Linked DNA regions of Homo sapiens: region 2 is linked to region 1. The links are chromatin contacts, found by POLR2A ChIA-PET in ENCODE. All regions are on one chromosome and are shown on one strand. Each heading gives the region's core, a stretch centred on a gene start or an enhancer-like site at or near the end of the contact. The rest is flanking DNA. Distances are from core to core; before and after follow the strand shown.

Region 1 (5,577 bases), core at 1-2,500:
GTGTGGACAGGGCCCGCAGCCCGCACGGTTCCAACCCCACCCCATTCCTGCAGGAAGACAGATGCCCCGCCAGAAGGAGCTGCCTTAAATGGCCCAGTGTGATGCTGCTGCCGCCCGGCCACGGCCCACCCTGGTCAGGCTGCCTCCTTAATCGAGAAAACTACCTGGTGATGCAATCTTTTTTTTTTTTAATTTAATTTAATTTTAAAATAAATGCTGCATTGGTAAAGCTGGCAGTTGAAACCAGTTGGACGGCCCAGCTTGCGTCTCTTCTGCCTGAGTGGGCCTCTCAGGTCACTCGTGCCCTGCTGGAGGACAGAGGGGCACCTCAGCCGCCCCCAAGCCCAGAGCACAGCAATAAGGTCGGCCTGCAGGAGCCGGGGTGGGGGTGGGGGTGGGGGGGGCAGGACCCTGAGATGCCACCAGGACCTGATGGGCCAGGAAGGGCGTGGACATGGAGGCTGTTTTTACAGTTTTTTTTTTGTTGTTGTTTTGTTTTTAAAGAATACAGAAGGAGCCAAGCTTTTTTGCACTTTGTATCCAGCTGCAAGCTCAGGGCAGAGTCAAGGGCCTGGGTTGGAAAAACCTGACTCACAGGAATGCATAATTGACCCTTGCAGCTACCCAATAGCCCTTGGAGCTGGCACTGAACCAGGCTGCAAGATTTGACTGCCTTAAAAACACAAGGCCCTCTAGGCCTGGCAGGGATGTCCCTGTGCCCAGCACAGGGTGCCTGGCAGGGGGAGACCACAGGTATGCAGGTGGGGGGACATGGTGTGGCACTAGGGGCTCGAAGACTGGTTTCTAGCACTACCGGTCACGGCCATGTCGTCCTAGAAGGGTCCAGAAGATTATTTTACGTTGAGTCCATTTTTAATGTTCTGATCACCTGACAGGGCACCCCAAACCCCCAACTCCCAATAAAAGCCGTGACGTTCGGACAAACCGCGTACTGTGAACCTTCCGGCCCCAAAGCCCCGGCCCGGCCAGGGGTGGGAGAGTCTCCTCCAGCACCTCTTTTGTGGGCCCGCCACCCCCCAGCGTTATCCCCGTGTAATGGGTGGAGGCGGAACAGGCCACATCACGGCATCAGGTCTCTACAGCTTAGCAAATACTGACATTTTTCCGTTTGGGGGATGGGGGGAACCACTTCGCCTAACGCTCAAACACATCAACCCCAGGACTTCCTTTTGTGCCAGCTCCCCCTCCCAGAAGCCTGGGCCCCACCTTGTCCTCAGTGGCTGAGTGGGAGGGGCAGGTGGAGACCAGACCCCCACCCCGCCCCAGCGAGCTTGTCTTTCCACCACGGTTGGGGGTGGAGGGAACCCGCTCAGCTCCCCAGAGGCCGAGTCTCTGCCCCAGCTACACATTGAGTGCCTTGTTCTCGCCGCCTACCCTGTGCCTGGCATTTGTCCTCTCCCCCCACAGACGTGGAACAGGGAGGGCAGGGTCCTTTCTCCCCTTACTCTGACCTGTGGGTTTTCCAGGTGCCAGGAACTTCGGTCAGGCGCCATCTGTCCGGCCTGAGGGAAGACCTGGCTGGTTTCAGTGGCTCAAGTGAGCCCACCCTCACATCTCGCCCAGGTGTCCCAACACCACCTGTGGGGTGGGGGAGGTGGCGGGACCATGCTGGGCCTGACAGGGTCCAAGGCCATCCTTGGCTTCAACGTCCCACCAGGGGAGGGTCTTGGCCCCCCACCTGCCAGCACTGGGCCCTGCCTCTGCAGCTGTCATCAGAACCTTCCCCTCACCCACACCTGCTGCTCGCCTCCCACCTGAGAGGACCACCTGAGGGACCCAGCCTCTAGCCAGGTTCTCTGCCCCTCACCAGCCCCTCTGGCCAGGTCACCAGCTGCCACTCTCAGATGTTCTCTTGGCCTTTGCAGCGTCTATAACCCTCCCCACCTTCTGCTCCTGCACCCCTGGCCAGGCCTCGTCACAGGCAAGGACACAACAGCTCAGCAGGTGAAGCCCTGGGCCTGGTGGGACTCAGGTTTGAATAGGAAAAGAGCAGTGAGGGGCCACAGTGACACCAAGAAGGGAAGGACGGGGGCCCTCTGAGACCCCAGGGAAAGGACTTTTGGGGCAGAATTCCCAAGAACTGAGAGGGTCCATCCCCCATGGGCGTTGGCCCCTTACTCTGCCAGATGCTGCTCGTTGCCTGGCAGGAGCCAGATGTGGTCAACCTGCATTCCCCTGGGAGCCCACTGTCCCCCCCCCCCCCCCGCCTCCGGCCTCCATCCCTTCAGCTCGGGTCTAGCCAGAAACTGACGTCCACCTCAAGTGTCCTCTGGACCTGCAACAGCCTTCTGGGGTCAAATGACCACCCACCCTTTCACCCCCAAGCCTCTGTGAGGTCAGCTTCTGCATCCCCTGGGTAGGGATGGGGGCTTCCTCTCCAGCCGTGCCGGCCCCTAGACCAGCCCTGAGGCGTGGAGGGAATCAAGCAAGTCCCCAGTGAAGCCTCCTGCTCGATCCGCCCCCAGAGCAAAGTCACTCCCAGGGACATGCAGGCCGAGCTGGGTGGACCCAGGCACCAGGAGAGGCTCACGAGAAAGATGCCAACCTCCCGCCAGGTGGGCCTGGATAGGGGCAGATGGGACCCTCTGGGTAGGCCGAGAGCAGGCAGCCGGGGAGTGGGGAAGGCAGGCACAGGAGCGTGGCGTTAGTTCTCTCTTTATATAGACTCTGGTTCTAGAAACTCGCCTGCAGCCGCTGGCTGGACCAGCACACGCTGACGGGGCCGGACTATTTACAGGCCCATTGCGGGCTGTACCTTGGCCACCTCCCGGCACGGTGCTCAGCTGTGACGCCAAAATAAGTTAGGGCCGGCCGGGCGGGGCGGGGCGGGGACGGGGGCTGTACACACAAGTGCTGGGGGCTCGGGGCCTCAATACTGTCGAGGGCCGGGGCTGTAAACATGGCCGGGGCGGCCCTGCCCACCCCTAGTGGTCGGTAACGACCGGAAGCAGAGCAGCCGGGCAGGGCTGGGAGGCTCAGGCGTCCGACAGGCAGCTCTGGATCCGGTCCACCCACTGCTGGGCCGAGGGCACGTCCTGGGCACAGAAGTTGTAAACGCGACGCGTTGTCTTCACCTGGGGAAGGGCGGGTTACTGACTCCGCAGCCCCCACACCGCAGAGCCCCTCCCCTCTCCCAAGCCCCGGCCAAGGCTCACGTCAAAGAAGGCCTTCTCGTCCACAGTCTTAGGGGCACCCATAGTGGGCGTGCCAGGTGCCACAGCCTCCACCTCCGCCAAGTCGATGACACCCTTGCACTCTGTGTCCACACGGTGGTCGTAGTAGCGCAGCTGGAGGAGGCCACAGAGTCAGCGGAGCCCCCTCCCCCGTGAGTCCCCCCCACCACCTGATCACTCACCTGGTGCTTGGTCTTGTCCAGCACGAACCAGCGGGCCTTCCAAGGCTTCATGAAGGCCCCCTTCTTGTACAGAGTGCCCTCGTAGGACCTGCATTTCCAGCAGAACCAGGGCCAGGCTGACCGTCATGGCCCAGCCAAGCCCAGGCCCCAGCAGTCGTCCCCCCCTTGCTGTCCCAGCCCAGGAGGTAAGACCAGGCACCCTGTCCCCAGAACTGACCTAAGCCCAGAGCACTGGCCAGGGGGCCACAAAGAAGCCTTTGATGGGGGGCTGCAGGCCCAAGAAGACGACGCCCAGAAAGGAGACAGTGAAGGGCGCCTCACACCCTCCAGACTCCAGGGAGCATCCCCACACCAGAGCCTCAGGGTCTTGGGAAAGCAGCCCCCTACACAGGGCAGGCGCCCTTACGAGGAGAGGGATGGCCAGGCAGGTAGATCTGTAGAAGCAGCCACGGCAGCAGCTGCCTGGGATGGATCCTGCCAGACTCCAGACTCACGGGGGCCCCACCACTGCCCTCTCTCTACTCCTCCCTCAGCCACTGCAGGCTGTGGTCAGCTGTGGTCACCAGTTCGACACCCCAAACCCCTCCCAGTGGTGGTGTATACTTAAGCAAGCTCCTCAAAAGCACCCGCAATCTCCCACCAGAGGACTGCCTGGGACCCCAGAACACCAGCTCAGAGGTGTCCATGTGGCAGTGGGAGGTGCCCTCATACCTGTTCTCACTCTCTGCTGTCTGGAACTGGCTGTACAGGGTGCTGGTGCTGCGGCGGGCAGCCTGACGGGAGCCGGATGTGGTTGAGCCACTACTCTGGTCGCTGTCCAGGCTGAGGCTCAGGGTGGAGCCCACGGGCCCCTCCTGCAGGTACACACCCAGCGAGCGACGGTGGTGGGGTGCGGTGGACACAAGGAGGGAGCTAGGGGTGCCCTGGGAACAGGAGGTTGGGACTTGGGTCAGGGCTGGACAGACTCCACTTTCTCCCAGCAACACGCCCACCGTGGACGCTCACACTGGCCCTCACTCACACGGCCGTCTGGCCGGCCCTCGAGGCGCTGTGCAGCCTTCACCCGGTCCCAGGTGTCCTTCCAGCGCTCAGCGGGTTGGCCCAACTCTGTCTCCAGCCTCTGCAGCTCCTGGGGGAAGAATTAATGGCAAGTTTATTCAAAAGGAAATATCCAGACTAGAGCACGAAAAGACAAAAGGAAAACACAGGAAAGAGACACAACGGAAAGGCCTAACGCGTGTGTGACTGGCCACAGGGGGAGGTGGCAAGAGGGAGGGAAGGAATATGCAAAATGAATATTCGGAGACAACAGTTGAAAAATTTCCCAAACTAACCAGAGGCATCAAACAACATAATCAAGAAGCACTACAGACCCCAACAGGGTAAGTTAAAAACACACACCCCGGCCAGGCGTGGTGGCTCACGCCTGTAATCCCAGCACTTTGGGAGGCCGATCACCTGAGGTCAGGAGTTTGAGACCAGCCTGACAAACATGGAGAAACCGCATCTCTACTAAAAATACAAAAAGTTAGCCCAGCATGGTGGCGCACGCCTGTAGGAGAATCGCTTGAACCTGGGAGGCGGAGGTTGCGGTGAGCCGAGAACGCGCCACTGCACACCAGCATGGGCAACAAGAGCAAAACTGCTTCTCAAAAAAAAAAAAGACCACACAATACTGATCTTCAACACTGCAGGGTCCACAATGTCCAGCTTACAATAAAAGAACAGCAGAAAAATGGAGAAAAACATTAAAATAGACCCTGAAATGAAACAGGAGTTAGAACATACAGTAAATTCAAGAGAGTGATTTTAGGGCCAGGCGCGGTGGCTCACGCCTGTAATCCCAGCACTTTGGGTGGCCGAGGCGGGTGGATCACGAGGTCAGGAGTTCAAGACCAGCCTGGCCAAGATGGTGAAACCCCAACTCTACTAAAAATACAAAAATTAGCCGGACGCAGTGGCAGGCACCAGTAATCCCAACTACTCAGGAAGCTGAGGCAGGAGAATCACTTAAACTCAGGGGGCGGAAGTTGCAGTGAGCCGAGATCACACCACTGCCCTCCAGCCTGGGCGGCAAAGTGAGATTCTGTCTCAAAACACACAAACACACACACACACACACACACACACACACACCCCAAAATGGGACAGAAAAACTGCTGAAAAACAAAGAGAAAAGTCCCAAAACCTGCCAGAAGAAA
Region 2 (5,810 bases), core at 157-2,656, 69 kb before region 1:
CGCTACTGCGCTCCAGCCTGGGCGAGAGCGAGACTCTGTCTCAAAAAAAAAAAAAAAAAAAAGAGAAAAAGAAAAAAACAAACCCACACCCATACACTGAAATCGTATAGCACCAAAGACAAAAAGAAGGTGTTAAGGTAAAGTTAAAAGATAGATTACCTAAAATGGAACATTAGCTAGGTTGACAACAGATGTCTCAGCAGCATGAATGGAAGCCAGTAGAGAGTAGAATAATTCCTCAAAGCGACGAGAGCATGTATGTTTTATTATAGAATCGTGTTATCAAATAAATTTTGCAAGAAAAATGGCAAGGTTTTATGTTTCTGAGAATGTTAGGCTAGGTTAGACTACCTTCTACTCCCCCACCCTCCACCCCAGAAAAACAGCCACAATTGTTAGATGAAAAAACATAAATAAAAGAACTGACAAAAAAGCAGGAAACTTTTGGATCAAAATCTAACTGAAAATAACGCAGAAAGGTAATTTAAACACCATAGAATGGGGTCTGCTTTTGTCCTGAGGGCATTTGCTCATGTGGACAAAGTGGGGCTTTGAGTTTAGAGGATTTGTGAAAAGAACAGTAGTTAAGCTCGATTCCTCTCAAGGTAAATAGCCTAAAGGAGACCCTCCCCACACCGATGGAACTCTGAAGGGCTCTATCCTCAAGGTGTGAGGGCAGACTAGAGGCACATGTGCCTCACACCGTTCCTTGCCCTCATCTGGTTGTCTTTTTACTAAATGTAGCACAAAAAGATGAAAAGGGAAAAAAACCTGTTCCTGAGAATTGTAGCTCTGTATTGGCCTTTGTGAGGATTTTTAGCCCAGTTACATTGCCTGGTAGTTCAGGGAAATCGGGCATGAATTTAATTCAAGGTGTTTCTAGCTTGTCATCTGACAGGAACAAAGATAAAACCTCTCTGGAAGAAGTTACCTTCATCCTAAGATACAAAGAATCCCTGCAGATTTTTTTTTTTTTTTTTTTTTTTTTTGAGATGGAGTCTTGCTTTGTATCCCAGGCTGAAGTGCAGTAGCACAATCTCGGTTCACTGCAACCTCTGCCTCCCAGGTTGAAGCGATTCTCCTACCTCAGCCTTGCAAGTAGCTGGGACTATAGGCGTGTGTCCGGCTAATTTTTGTATTTTTAGTAAGGACGGGGTTTCACTGTGTTGGCCAGGCTGGTCTTGAACTCCTGACCTCAGGTGATCCGCCTGCAGATATTTTTTAAAGACAGTGATTAATAGTACACAGACAAAAATGACTAAGCACACAAGCAAATAAGCCACTCTGAGTTAAAACCAGTACAGTTCAGGTGTGGTGGCTCATGCCTGTAACCCCAGCATATTGGGAGGCTGAGGCAGGAGGATGGCTTGAGTCCATGAGTTTGAGGCTGCTGTGAGCTATGATTGCACCGCTGCACTCCAGCCTGGGTGACAAAGTGAAACCTTGTCTCAAAAAAACCCCCAGAAAATGAAAACAGGAAAACCAGTAGAAACACTTCCTCAAAGACTTCAGGTATTGGAATTGTTAGAAACAGACTATAAAAAAAGTGTACTTTTTGTATGTGTGTGAGAAGGTCTTACTCTGTCGCCTAGGCTGGAGTTGGAGTACAGTGGCGTGATCTTGGCTCACTGCAACTTCCGCCTCCTGGGCTCAAGTGATCCTTCTGTCTCAGCCTTCTGAGTGGCTGGGACTACAGGCACACACCACCACACCTGGCTAATTCTTTGTATTTTTTGTAAAAACAGGTTTTTGCCGTGTTGCCCAGGCTGGTCTTGAATTCCTGGCTTTAAGCAATCTGCCCACCTCGGCCTCCTAAAGTACTGGAATTACAGGCGTGATCTAGCATGCTGGCTGAGTGTGCTTCTTATTTTTAAAGAAATAAATATTTGGCTGGGTGCAGTGGCTCACGCCTGTAATCCCAGCAGTTTGGGAGGCCGAGGCGGGCAGATCACAAGGTCAGGAGATGGAGACCATGGTGAAACCCCGTGTCTACTAAAAATACAAAAAATTAGCCGGGCGCGGTGGCAGGCGCCTGTAGTCCCAGCTACTCGGGAGGCTGAGACAGGAGAATGGCGTGAACCCAGGAGGCGGAGCTTGCAGTGAGCCAAGATCACACCACTGCCCTCCAGCCTGGGCAACAGAGCGAGACTCCGTCTCAAAAAAATAAAAAATAAAAAGAAATAAATATTTAACAACATAAAAATATTTGTAAGAAACAGTAAAAGGTGATATAGAATATTTGAAAAAGGACCATGTAGAACTTCTAGAAATAAAGAATAAAATATTCAGTATCACAAATTCAGGCCAGGTGAGGTGGCTCATGCTTGTAATCCCAGTACTTTGGGAGGTAGAGGTAGGGAGATCACTTGAGCCCAGAAGTTCAAGACCAGCCTGGGCAACATGGTGAAAACCTGTCTCTACAAAGAATTTTTAAAATTAGCCAGGCGTGGTGGTGCACACCTGTAGTCCCAGCTACTTGGGAGGCTGAGGTGGGAAGATCACTCGAGCCCAGGAGGTCAAGCCATCATTGTGCAAGTGCACTGCAGCCTGGGTGACAGAACAAGACCCTCTCTCAATAATAATAATAATAATTCAGTGTGTACAGGTTTAATAACAAAATATATACAGTGAAGTGAAAATCAGTGAACCAGAAAACAGGTCAGAAGGAATTACCCAGAATGAAGCACAGAGAAAATGATGGGAAACATAGGCCAGAACATGGGACATCGAGGGCAAATGTCTAATGGATGTTTACTTAATGTTCTGTAAAGAGAAAAGAGAGAATGAGGCAGATTTATTATTAGAAAAGATAAAGACTAAAATTTCTCAGAATTGGTGAAAGAAGTCTACAGATTTAGGCCAGGCGCGGTGGCTGACGCCTGTAATCCCAGTACTTTGGGAGGCTGAGGCGGGAGGATCACAAGGTCAAGAGTTCCAGACCAGCCTGGCCAGCATGGTGAAACCCTGTCTCTACTAAAAACACAAAAAGTAGCTCAGCGTGGTGGCACGCACCTGTAATCCCAGCTACTCACGAGGCTGAGGTAGGAGAATTGCTTGACCCCAGAAGGCGGAGGTTGCAGTGAGCTGAGCTTGAGCGCTCCAGCCTGGGTGACAGAGCAAGACTCCGTCTCAAAATAAAAGAAGTCTACAGATTTGAGAAGACAAATGAATGGTAAGCAGGATAAATAAAAATAAAATTTATAGCTAGCCAAAGGAGAGTAAAACTACAAAGCACCAAAGAGTGTTCTTAAAATAAACGAAAAACACAGATCAACTTTATCTGAGCAGCAGTAAGAATGATGGCTGACTTCTTAAGTGCCACAATGGAAACCAGAAGCCAGTGGAGTAATATTTTCATTGTGCTGAAAGTAAAACAATTCCTGACTTCTAACTTTATATCAGGAAAAATTATCTTTCAAAAAAATTATCTGCTGTAGGCTGGGTGCGGTGGGTCACCCTGTAATCCCAGCACTTTGGGAGGCTGAGGCAGGTGGATCACCTGAGGTGGGGAGTTCGAGACCAGCCTGACCAGCGTGGAGAAACCCCATCTCTACTAAAAATACAAAATTAGCCAGACGTGGTGGTGCATGCCTGTAATCCCAGCTACTTGGGAGGCTGAGGCAGGAGAACTGCTTGAACCTGGGAGGTGGAGGTTGTGGTGAGCTGAGATGGCGCCATTGCACTCCAGCCTGGGCAACAAGAGCAAAACTCTGAAAAAAAAAAATTATCTACTGTAGTTGAATGTTTATGTCCCTCCAGAATTCATATTGAAACTTAATCCCCAATGCAATAGTTTTAAGAGGTGGGGCTTACCAGCCTGAGCAACATGGTGAAACCCCATCTCTACAAAAAAAAAAAAAATTAGCTGGGCCTGGTGGGGCATGCCTGTAGACCCACCTACTTGGGTGGCTGAGGCAGGAGGATCACTCGAGCCCAGGAGATTGAGACTGCAGTGAGCCATGATTGCACTGCTGCACTCCTGCCTGAGCAACAGAATTAAACCCTGTCCCAATTAAAAAAAAAAAAAAAAAGGTGAGGCCTAGAATATGATGAGGCCGTGAGGGCTCCACTCTCATGAATGGGATTAGTGCCTTGTAGAAGGGCTTGAGGGAGTCTGTTAGTCCCTTTTGCCATGTGAGGACACAGTGGAGGCACCATCTGTGAAAATTAGGTCCTCATCACACACTGAATCTGCTGCTGCCTTGGTTTTGGATTTCCCATCTCCCAGAGCTGTGAGAAATAATTTTCTGTTGTTTATAAATTACCCAGTCTAAGATATTTTGTTATAGCAGCAGAAACAGGCTAAGACACAGTCCTTTACTAAATACAATTCTCAAGAATAGGGGCCAGGCACAGTGATTCATGCCTGTAATCCCAGCACTTTGAGAGGCTAAGAAGGGTGGATTGCTTGAGTCCAGAAGCTTGAGACCAGCCTGGGTGATGTGGTGAAACCCCGTCTCTACAAAAAAATAAAAAAATTAGCCGGGAGCGGTGGTGCATGCCTGTAGTTCCAGCTACTTGGGAGGCTGAGGTGGGAGTATCACTTGAGCCTGGAGGTGGAGGCTGTAGTAAGTTAAGATCACACCACTGCACTCTAGCCTGGGTGACAGAGTGAGACCCCGTATCAAAGTAAAATAAAAGATAGAATGGACTTTAGGCAGAAAACAGTGATCCTAAATGGAAGAACTGAGATTCAAAAAAGAATGCAAAGCAAATATGTGAGCAAATTCAAATTAGCATTGGAGGGGTGCAGTGGCTCCTGCCTGTAATTCCAGCACTTTGGGAGGGTCACTTGAGCCCAGGAGTTTGAGACCAGCCTGGGCCACATAGGGAGACCTTGTCTCTACAAATAATAAAAAAATTAGCTGGGCATGGTGGCACATTCCTGTAGTCCCAGATACTTAGGAGGCTGAGATGGGAGGATCACGTGAGCCTTGGAAGTTGACATTGCCGTGATCACACCACCATACTCCAGCCTGGGTGGCAGACCGAAACCCTGTCCCCTCCAAAAAACCCCACTAATTGTTTAGTAATATAATAATATCTATGGGGTAAAATCAAGGTAGAATTTCATAATACATGAAAATAGTAACAAATAAGTCATGAAGGAGAGTAAATGAAGTTAAAACATTCCAGTCTTTGTAGTAGCTGTGTCTTAGTCCATTTGTGTTGCTATAAAGGAATACCAGAGGGTGGGTAATTTATAAGGAAAAGAGGTTTGACACAGTTCTGGTTCTGGTAAGAGTTTCAGGCTGCTTCCGCTCATGGCAAAAGTTCAAGGGGAGCCAAAGGGAAGCTAGCTTGTAGAGACCCCGTGGTGATAGAGAGGAAGAGAGAGAAAGAGAAGGTGCCAGTCTTTTTCTTTTTTTTTTTTGGTATTTTTAGTAGAGATGGGGTTTTACCGTGTTAGCCAGGACGGTCTCGATCTCCTGACCTCGTGATCCACCCGCCTCAGCCTCCCAAAGTGCTGGGTTACAGGCGTGAGCCACCACGCCTGATGTTTTTTTTTTTGAGATGGAGTCTCTCTGCCACCCAGGCTGGAGTGCAGTGGTGCAGTCTCGGCTCACTGCAACCTCTACCTCCCAGATTCAAGTGATTCTCCTGCTTCAGCCTCCCGAGTAGCTGGGATTACAGGTGCCCGCCACCACACGCAGCTAATTTTTGTATTTTTAGTAGAGACGGGGTTTCACTACGTTGGCCGGGCTGATCTCGAACTCCTGACCTCGTGATCCAACCACTTTTGCCTCCCAAAGTGCTGGGATTACAGGTGTGAGCCACTGTGCCTGGGTGCCAGGCTTTTTCAACAACCA

Evidence for each region. ChIA-PET counts read pairs that join two places held with the same protein, here RNA polymerase II (POLR2A).
Region 2: POLR2A ChIA-PET joins it to region 1 with 12 read pairs in activated B cell. The contact joins two enhancer-like sites. POLR2A ChIA-PET finds 5 or more read pairs at or near these places in 11 of 52 experiments (AG04450, GM12878, HEK293 and 7 more).

What each region holds. Positions count from the first base shown.
Region 1 is chr22:50,444,146-50,449,722 of GRCh38, forward strand. It overlaps PPP6R2 (protein phosphatase 6 regulatory subunit 2), which reads left to right. Exons shown (of 24, transcript NM_001242898.2): 24 at 54-945. The coding sequence ends at 102. SBF1 (SET binding factor 1) reads right to left here. Exons shown (of 41, transcript NM_002972.4): 37 at 4,398-4,505; 38 at 4,088-4,299; 39 at 3,377-3,464; 40 at 3,177-3,308; 41 at 855-3,095. The coding sequence ends at 2,997. Among named protein-coding and RNA genes, the nearest start is that of SBF1, 28 kb to the right of the region's middle. RefSeq lists enhancers at 1-77, 456-1,302. Within about 2 kb of position 1,251, at least 12 of the 41 ENCODE cell types and tissues checked have a DNase peak (open chromatin) inside an H3K27ac peak, as active enhancers do.
Region 2 is chr22:50,374,870-50,380,679 of GRCh38, forward strand. All of the region lies in intron 2 of PPP6R2 (protein phosphatase 6 regulatory subunit 2), which reads left to right. Among named protein-coding and RNA genes, the nearest start is that of MIR12114, 30 kb to the right of the region's middle. Within about 2 kb of position 1,407, at least 2 of the 41 ENCODE cell types and tissues checked have a DNase peak (open chromatin) inside an H3K27ac peak, as active enhancers do.